Regions from separate parts of the Mus musculus genome. Here all the other regions are linked to region 2. A link is a loop called in an ENCODE intact Hi-C map of the cell type or tissue named here. Cell type or tissue: heart. All regions are shown on one strand.

Region 1 (2,500 bases), 240 kb before region 2:
CAGCACAGTAAGAGCAGAAAAAGGCTTCGTACCAGGTAGGACCCTACGCTTGACCTTGTCAGCCCACTGCCTCTCTGTGGGTACCTATGTGACCCAGGCTTCTCACCTTGTTTCCTTCCCAGTGTAGAGGCGGGCCCACTGAGGACTCGCTGCGAATGGATGCAAAGGCTGGCTCCATTGATGTCCCCTCAGAGCACAAGGCTGGAAGAGGCAGGGCAGGTTGACTCTGTAGCCTTCAGTTCTGTGCTAGGAGCACCTGACTCCTTCCCTCAGAGGCACCTCTGATCCTAAGGGAGGTCATTGGAGGCCCTTTAGGGCCCTTGGTTGGGGGATCTCAGAAGTCTAAGTATTGGGGCACAGTTTGAGAATCAGTGAGACAACGCATCCAATTAGTCTGAAGAACTTTCTTATTTTTAATTAAAAACTCCCCGTGGAAGGTCATGGAGGATCACAAGCCGACATTGGTGAGTGGAGCAGAAAATCCCTGTCCCTCAGGGACCGCCTAAGGGCACTGCGGCTCCTCTTGACCTTTGCAGAAGATTACTCTTCAGTGACCATGCAGGAAGATGATCACAGCAACAAAGTGACATTAGAACCACAAAATGGATAAATGAAACCCTGGCTGAGACCAAAACCTGCTAAGCCTTGATAGATAGATAGATAGATAGATAGATAGATAGATAGATAGATAGATGATAGATGAAAGATAGATAGATAGATAGATAGATAGATAGATGATAGATAGATAGATAGATAGATAGATAGATAGATAGATAGATAGATAGATAGATAGATAGATAGATAGAGATAGGTATATAGATAGGTATAGATGGATAGATAGATAGATAGATAGATAGATAGATAGATAGATAGACAGATAGATGGATAGTGTTTCTCTAGCTGTAAGGAGAAGCCACTATTCTCAAACCCTCAGGCTCTCCCTCAATCTCCATCAGTGTACAGGTCCCTTCCCTGCAGTGGCCATATCATCTGTAATGACAGTAGAGATGGTGTCACATCAGGGATGGCAGGTTGAGGTCATGCTTTAAGTCTGACCACTTACTACCCTTTGCAAATGAGGAGCAAGGTTCCTCAGAGGTGAGGTCACACCGCCGATAGTCCTGTGCACTTCTTTGTGGGATATTTATAAAAATCAAGTAGGGTCATCAACGGGGAATGCAGGCTAAGGAGCAGCCGCAGCCAAGCTCAATGAAGTCAACCATGTTCCAGATACTAGTGTACCTTCTACAGACATGACCTCACGTGGTCATGACAGGATGCTGATGGGATTAGATAAACATAGCTTCTGCACTTAGAGGGAGGATGCCCAAGCCTGCAGAGGTGACATGGTGGGATTGAGACCACAAAAGAAATAGCAGAGCCAGTCTATGCACTTGTGGCCCTAACTCCTGTCTTCACTGCCTTCTAACAAGGAAGGGAAGTGCAGGGAAATGGTAAAAGTCAACCAGCATCCACCTCACAAAATAGTATGTTACCACTAAAATGATTGCAAAGTCAGTGTCAGAATACAGTAAAGGTGTTTAATGAAAATGCCATGCTTGGATCTTAAAATGCGCAGTAGAAGGTGGAAATGGACTACTTAATCGCTAACAGGTGCCAGATAGCACGTAAGAATTTTACTTTTCGCTTTTTCCCATTTAAATCTTTTACAGTGTGGTAGAGAGGCCTTTCCTAATGAAGAAATGAGTGTAATCATTTTCCTCTGAAGTCCCAGCGCTATACTTTTAAACTGATAAGGAAAAGGCTGGAGTGACACGGGATTATGTTTTCCTTTCCTTGGAAATAAAACTACTATGACATTGGTTAGCACCAGGAGGTCAGGTTGCTTCCCCAAACTCATTCCTAACCTAAGATGTTCACTGCTCATCAAATGCCACAGAAACTAAAATCCAAAGAGTTTCAACTTTGGAGCCCTGCCCCCGATTTTTGGCATGTATCTCTCAGTCTATTAATAAAAGGATGTAACCTTCCTATGTTTAGCAGGTTAACGACTAGCCAGTCACTCTTTCCAATGCCTAGCAGTGAGTTCCAGCCAACACAGGCTTGCTCATGGCACACTGAGTTGGAAGACAGGAAAGCGCTCTACTGTTCACTCGCCTTCTGTATGTGCAAGCTCAGACACAGAGAGCTAACGCCATTTGCTCAGAGACTCATGAACCTTAATATTTAGATGTAGAATGTGAACTCTAAAGTCTTCAGACACAAGTCTCTTGATGTGTTTTTTTGTACCAATATCAGCACTCAGGACAAAGTGCTTCTTCTCTTAGGTGAGTTAAACCTTCAGGGTTGGAAAGCCATTTTGTACAGTGTGGACAGGGAAGGTAGCTCAGCGATACAACACTTGTCCAGTGTGCAAGAGGTCATGTGTTCTAGTCCAGCACCTTGAAACAACCAAACAAAACCCATAGCATTAGAAAAAGCAGCTCTTACCCATGAGATTCTACGTACCAAGAATGACACTAAAGGCCTTGCTGCAACC
Region 2 (2,500 bases):
AACTGGGTTCTTCAGCTGGCCACACCTCACTCTCTAATCTCCACCCCCCCAACTCTCCCACCCCATGAAGGGCCTGAACATCATTGAGAAGTATGCAAACACCAGCAGTATTTGTACATCTGGGTAATACATCAAGTATCAGGAGGTGTCTCCAGGCATGAGTTACAAGGCCTCTAAAAGCAATGAGTCTTTTATGGGGTTGTAGATAATGGTGATTTTCCGTAAATCCTGCCAGAGCCACACAATAGGCCAAGAGCAATTAACATTAATTAAATGATCCCCATAAAGAGGTTGCTTTGCTGACACGTTGATAACCTCTAAATGCTCTTAGCGGGTTCACATTCTTAAAGGTGTCTCTATAGCCGTACCAGGGACTCCGAAGGCTTCTGTTGCCCCAGACGGTTGCACACACGAGCGCTCCACTCAGCTGCAAAGACAGTCCTAAGGGCATCCAGTCAGCACACGAAAGGTGTGCCTAAGACTCCAGAGACAATGTTGAAACAAGGTTCTGATTTGGTAGATCAAGGGGCCTGGGAGTCTGAATTTTTTACAAGTTCCTTTACTGGGGATACTAGCCTGTTCTACTCAGCCAAACACTTTGAAAAGCAATTCTGCACAGAAGTTTTGCAAACAGCCCTTCTTAGCTGCCTAGAGAGGTGACCCAGAACATCTGGGGCATTCCAATACACTGACCTTTCTACCCTGCCTGCTTGCTATTCCTTTCACATTCATTTGTTGGTTGGTGGGCAGGGCTTAGGGGCACACATACACCACACACGTTGAGATCATGAAGAACTTGGGAAGTTGGTTCCTTCTGCCCCTGAAATGGGTTCCAGGCATCGAACTTAGGTCATTGGGCTTGGCAGCAGTAGCTCTAGCACTGAGCCACTTTGCCAGTGCCGCTGTCTGGCTTTTCCAATCCCAGAGAGGGGAAGCTGGTGAGCATAGGGCGGGCAGAACATTGTGAAGACAGTGGTCTCAGAGCCATCCCAGAACTGGAAGCTTCTGATGAGAGGAGAAGACATGGAGACCTTCTCAGGATCTGTGAGTCCAGGGACACATCCAGCCTTCGACCTCTGCATTCTGTATCTACTGTTTTTTGAGAAGTTACCTGGGAGAAGTTACCATTATAAGGAACTGGAGGTAGGTCTCTTTTCCAAGATGAAAGAATTAGAGGTCAGAATATGAGTCTCTGTGGTAGAGCCAGGACCCCTGTCCCTAGACAAAGCTCACCACCCCCATCCCCATTACACTGTGGGGCACAAAAGCAGGCTCTGGACTGTACAACTGCCACATAGCCAATGATGAGGCCTAGGGTGGGAAGGTCTCAGGGTGGACAGAGAGGTGGGAAGAATGTGAACTGTGGAGCAGTGGGGACTAGAAAGAGCCAAACACTTGAAGAACAGCCCAGGAAATTCTGGCAGGGACTTATTGACTATGGAGTGGTGACAGCCTTGAGGAGGTGACCCAAGTGTGGCAGCCAACAGAAGGAAAGTGCCTCTAGTCAGGTGGGTTGAGAGTTTATAGATAATCATGCAGGGGACTTTAGGAAGCTATCTGAGTCCTGCCCAGGGAGCAGGTATGAGGCTGCAACAGGCTATAAAAACTCAGGCCAGTGCATTATGAAACTGTACTTCCCTACTATAGCAGCGTGGCCATAGGAAGCACTAGGAGCCATGTGTGTCTGTGGACGGCTTCCATTTTAACTCAGTAACGATTGGGACTGAAATTAGAAGCATGTCCCAGGTCCACAGAGAGTATATGTACAGTAACCCAGCAGCAATCTCCTGGTCCAAGACAAATTCAATCTGGAAAATATGGAGGAAAGGGAAAGAGGATGGTTCACTCCAGTACAGGAGAGATCGTAGACAAGGAAGTCACCAGAGAAGGGGGAACAGGAGGCTTTACACAGAGAATTCTTGGGTTTCCTCAGAGACTGCAGTCATCTGACCGAGAGATGTGCCCTTGGGCTTGTGGCCTTCCTTTCTCTTTGCTCTGACACCCTTCCTCTGCAGCATTTGCAGGGCAAGCCAAGCCAAGCCTGCTATTTATAGAGCGAGAGCAATTTTACCACAGGGTGTGGGGTTTAATTTAAAAAGACGTCAAGGAGCGAGGGGCAGATGGCTGAGCAGGCAGCGCCTCTCATTGACCTTGACAGGGCCTACTGCAATTGCTTCAGCTTTAGGGACTCTGACGTGGGCTCTGAGGATGATCCCCACACGGGGAAGCTCTTTGGGGAAGGAAGAATAAATCGATATACCAAATACCCTGCTTTTTGATTTCTAATTGATCTCTGATCAGCTTGGGAGATGACACTGGCTGTCAGTTTAAGGGGTCTTTTCTGAAAAGCTCTTCATCTAGACAGACTCTGTTATGTGTCATAGGGTATTAGATATGAAAGATCCCAAACTAAAGGATAGGAGGAGGAGGAGGAGGAGGAGGAGGAGGAGGAGGAGGAGGAGGAGGAGGAGGAGGGAGGAAAATGTCTTTCAACCCATAG
Region 3 (2,500 bases), 140 kb before region 2:
AGGAAGCCATTGGCACTCTGGAGCTGAGTTCTCTGTGCGTGCCATTTTATGATCACCCTAGGATTCCATTTTTTTACCTACAGATGAGGAGCCTAGGGCAACAGACTAAAGAGTATTGCTGAGGTGGCCACCACTGCAACGGGAGCATGCTTCTTGGCTGCCACATCATACTGGTCCAGAGTTACTGCCTGGTGCAATGTAACCCAAGGTGTGGGGCTTCCCATCAGGCTGCAAACACTCTGTAGGGGAAGCCTGAGATGGATGAGGAGGGCTGCTGCCGCCATGCTAATAGATTATCTCAACAGCTCATCTCTGAGGAGAACAGAAGGCCATGAGGTGAGATCTGAGGAGTGAGCACTGCACAGTGGGACAGGAAGAAGGGATGACAATGGGGAAGCCATTACAGTATTCCTGTCAGACGTGACAAAATCCAGACTGGGGTTGTGGAGACAGAGTAGAGACTTATGGGAAGGCCTGTGACACTGACAGAACTTGCAGAGGCCATGTTGATGAGAGGCAAGGATTCTAGATGCCTCCTGGGTTCTGACCCAGCTACCAGAAGAGGATGAAAAAAAGCAGAAGAGGAAGAAGGAGATGAGGGCTGCAAATCCTGATGGGAGCTGTAACCATCACCATGGAGACCGGAATCAGATGGGTACCGCAGTTTAGGACGTGGGATGAACACACCAGTGAAGCTCATGCAAGCAGAGGCCCCACTCTGCCAGACACTGACACTCCCTACAGATTGGGTAGAAAGAGCCAGCCATGTTTACAGCAAGCTTGCTCTCAGTTTGATATTTTATTGGCTAAGTCTAGAAGGTCACAGAATGGAGGAACAGGAAACTTGGGAGACTCTAGATGACCATTGAAAAAGTTAGGGTGAATGCTAGATGATTTTTTGAAACCTGCTCATATGTTCCAGATTCCTCGGTTAATCAACACAATATGATTCGTCCTGTCTGTGACCCAAGAAAGAAAAGTATCATTCCTGATGTTGTGGTGTTGGCGAGTGTTTCATGACCAAAGCCAGATGGCTCTACAAACAACATTGTCCAAAGGGGTGTGAAGCAGGCTTCCAGCTGAAACCAGCCAGGTGGCTTCCTCGGATAGGATTGCGGCAGGGAACACTTGCAAGGCTTGCCCTGGCTTGGCTCCCATTGTTAGCTTGGTGCCAGGTCCTAGGAATGTGCTTCTTAAAGTCAAAGGGGCTTCTCTTTTCTTTTAACAGTCTCCCCCAGCTGATGTCTCTGTGAGCAGACATGTGCTCTGAGCTCTGTGGTGGTTTTATTTTAGATTTTATGCATTCCTAACCCTCCTTTCTGTCCCCGCGTCTCTTCAGTCACAGGTGCTATAAGTGACAAGAAATGTTTGAATCCATCCCAGCATACCCTGCAGGTCATTTCCTCGAGTACTGAACTGGTTTTGTAAGCACTCCAATTACTGGGAGAGCCCCACGTGCCCTGGGGCATATGGGCCAGCTGAGAGTCCAGTCCCTGTCCACACCGCAGGGTACATGACATGTCAAAGTGGAAGGAACATCCCCGCCTGTGCTCCTGCGGTGTGGGGCAGGGGAGGGGAGCAAGACCTTATCTCAACTCTGCTGACAGCCCCAGGGCTTGGCTTTCTTTTTTTAAAAGCTGCCTCTGTTCATGCACGTGTGCTCCCATTCCCAATGAGTTTTCAAACCCTTGGCATTTGCTTTAAAGGTAAGTCTGCTTTGAAGACTGGTGGGAATCTCAATCACGTTCCTATTCACAGTCAAGAAGGGAGTGGGAGCTAAAAATACCAGCGTTTCGGATTTCTTTCTCTCTTCTGAAGCACTGGAGAGAACCTCACCAGGTTCTCTAAGGGAGTCGGGGAGAATGTCTGACTCCCCTGCACCCACGCTGACACCCCGTGGCAGTGCCATCAGCCCGTTCCAAATGCCCACAGACCTCTCAACGGGGTGCTCGCTATAAGACTCCAAGGCCATTTTTCTAAGCATGGAAAATGAAGACTCCTAAATACATTACATATTTAACAAGCAAGACAATTTGGCTTTGGAAAAAAGTCTCAGAGCCACCAGGACGTTCAGACTATTAAAAGCCAAATGAGCTGACTAGTATCATCCACTCTGTGTGGAGCCTTGACACCAAGCAGTTCTTAAGTTATTAGCATGACGTTGCGGCTCGAGAGCACTGGCATTACGCTCAGACCCATGCTCATTAGTGATTGGCTCATTCTGCCCGTGCCTGGGCTCGGTTGATGAGGCAGGCAGGTGGATATCACATGGTGAGGTATTTTACCTTAAAAGCCACTGGGAACATAGATACTGATTTACCATTGATGACTTCTGGGTGAATCAGTCTTTTCCAAATCAAGAAATGTTCCTTTAAAGCAGAAAAGCAGAAAAAAAAAAGGAAAAAAGAAAGAAAAGAAAAAATCTGAAATCTGCCAGCTTTTTCTTTTTTCCTCTTAAAACCAGATCTGTCTTTTGGAATCAGATTTAAATTAAGACCAG

What was found. Hi-C counts contacts between places; a loop is a spot of excess contacts. Peaks named below come from ENCODE experiments on the same cell type or tissue, not always from the same donor. Only the 100,000 strongest peaks of a DNase experiment are listed, where the experiment ranks them.
Region 1: a loop joins it to region 2, with 4 times the contacts of the local background. A loop is called at or near these places in 4 of 42 quality-filtered maps.
Region 3: a loop joins it to region 2, with 2.6 times the contacts of the local background. A loop is called at or near these places in 7 of 42 quality-filtered maps.

What each region holds. Positions count from the first base shown.
Region 1 is chr3:85,280,981-85,283,480 of GRCm38, forward strand. No RefSeq gene overlaps it. Among named protein-coding and RNA genes, the nearest start is that of 1700036G14Rik, 35 kb to the right of the region's middle. In heart, no CTCF peak of the experiment used is centred here; no DNase peak of the experiment used is centred here.
Region 2 is chr3:85,516,815-85,519,314 of GRCm38, forward strand. No RefSeq gene overlaps it. Among named protein-coding and RNA genes, the nearest start is that of Gm31419, 26 kb to the left of the region's middle. In heart, no CTCF peak of the experiment used is centred here; DNase peaks (open chromatin) are centred at 1,477 and 2,057; H3K27ac peaks cover 2,080 bases.
Region 3 is chr3:85,377,042-85,379,541 of GRCm38, forward strand. No RefSeq gene overlaps it. Among named protein-coding and RNA genes, the nearest start is that of Gm52637, 7.7 kb to the right of the region's middle. In heart, no CTCF peak of the experiment used is centred here; DNase peaks (open chromatin) are centred at 1,080 and 1,450; H3K27ac peaks cover 1,562 bases.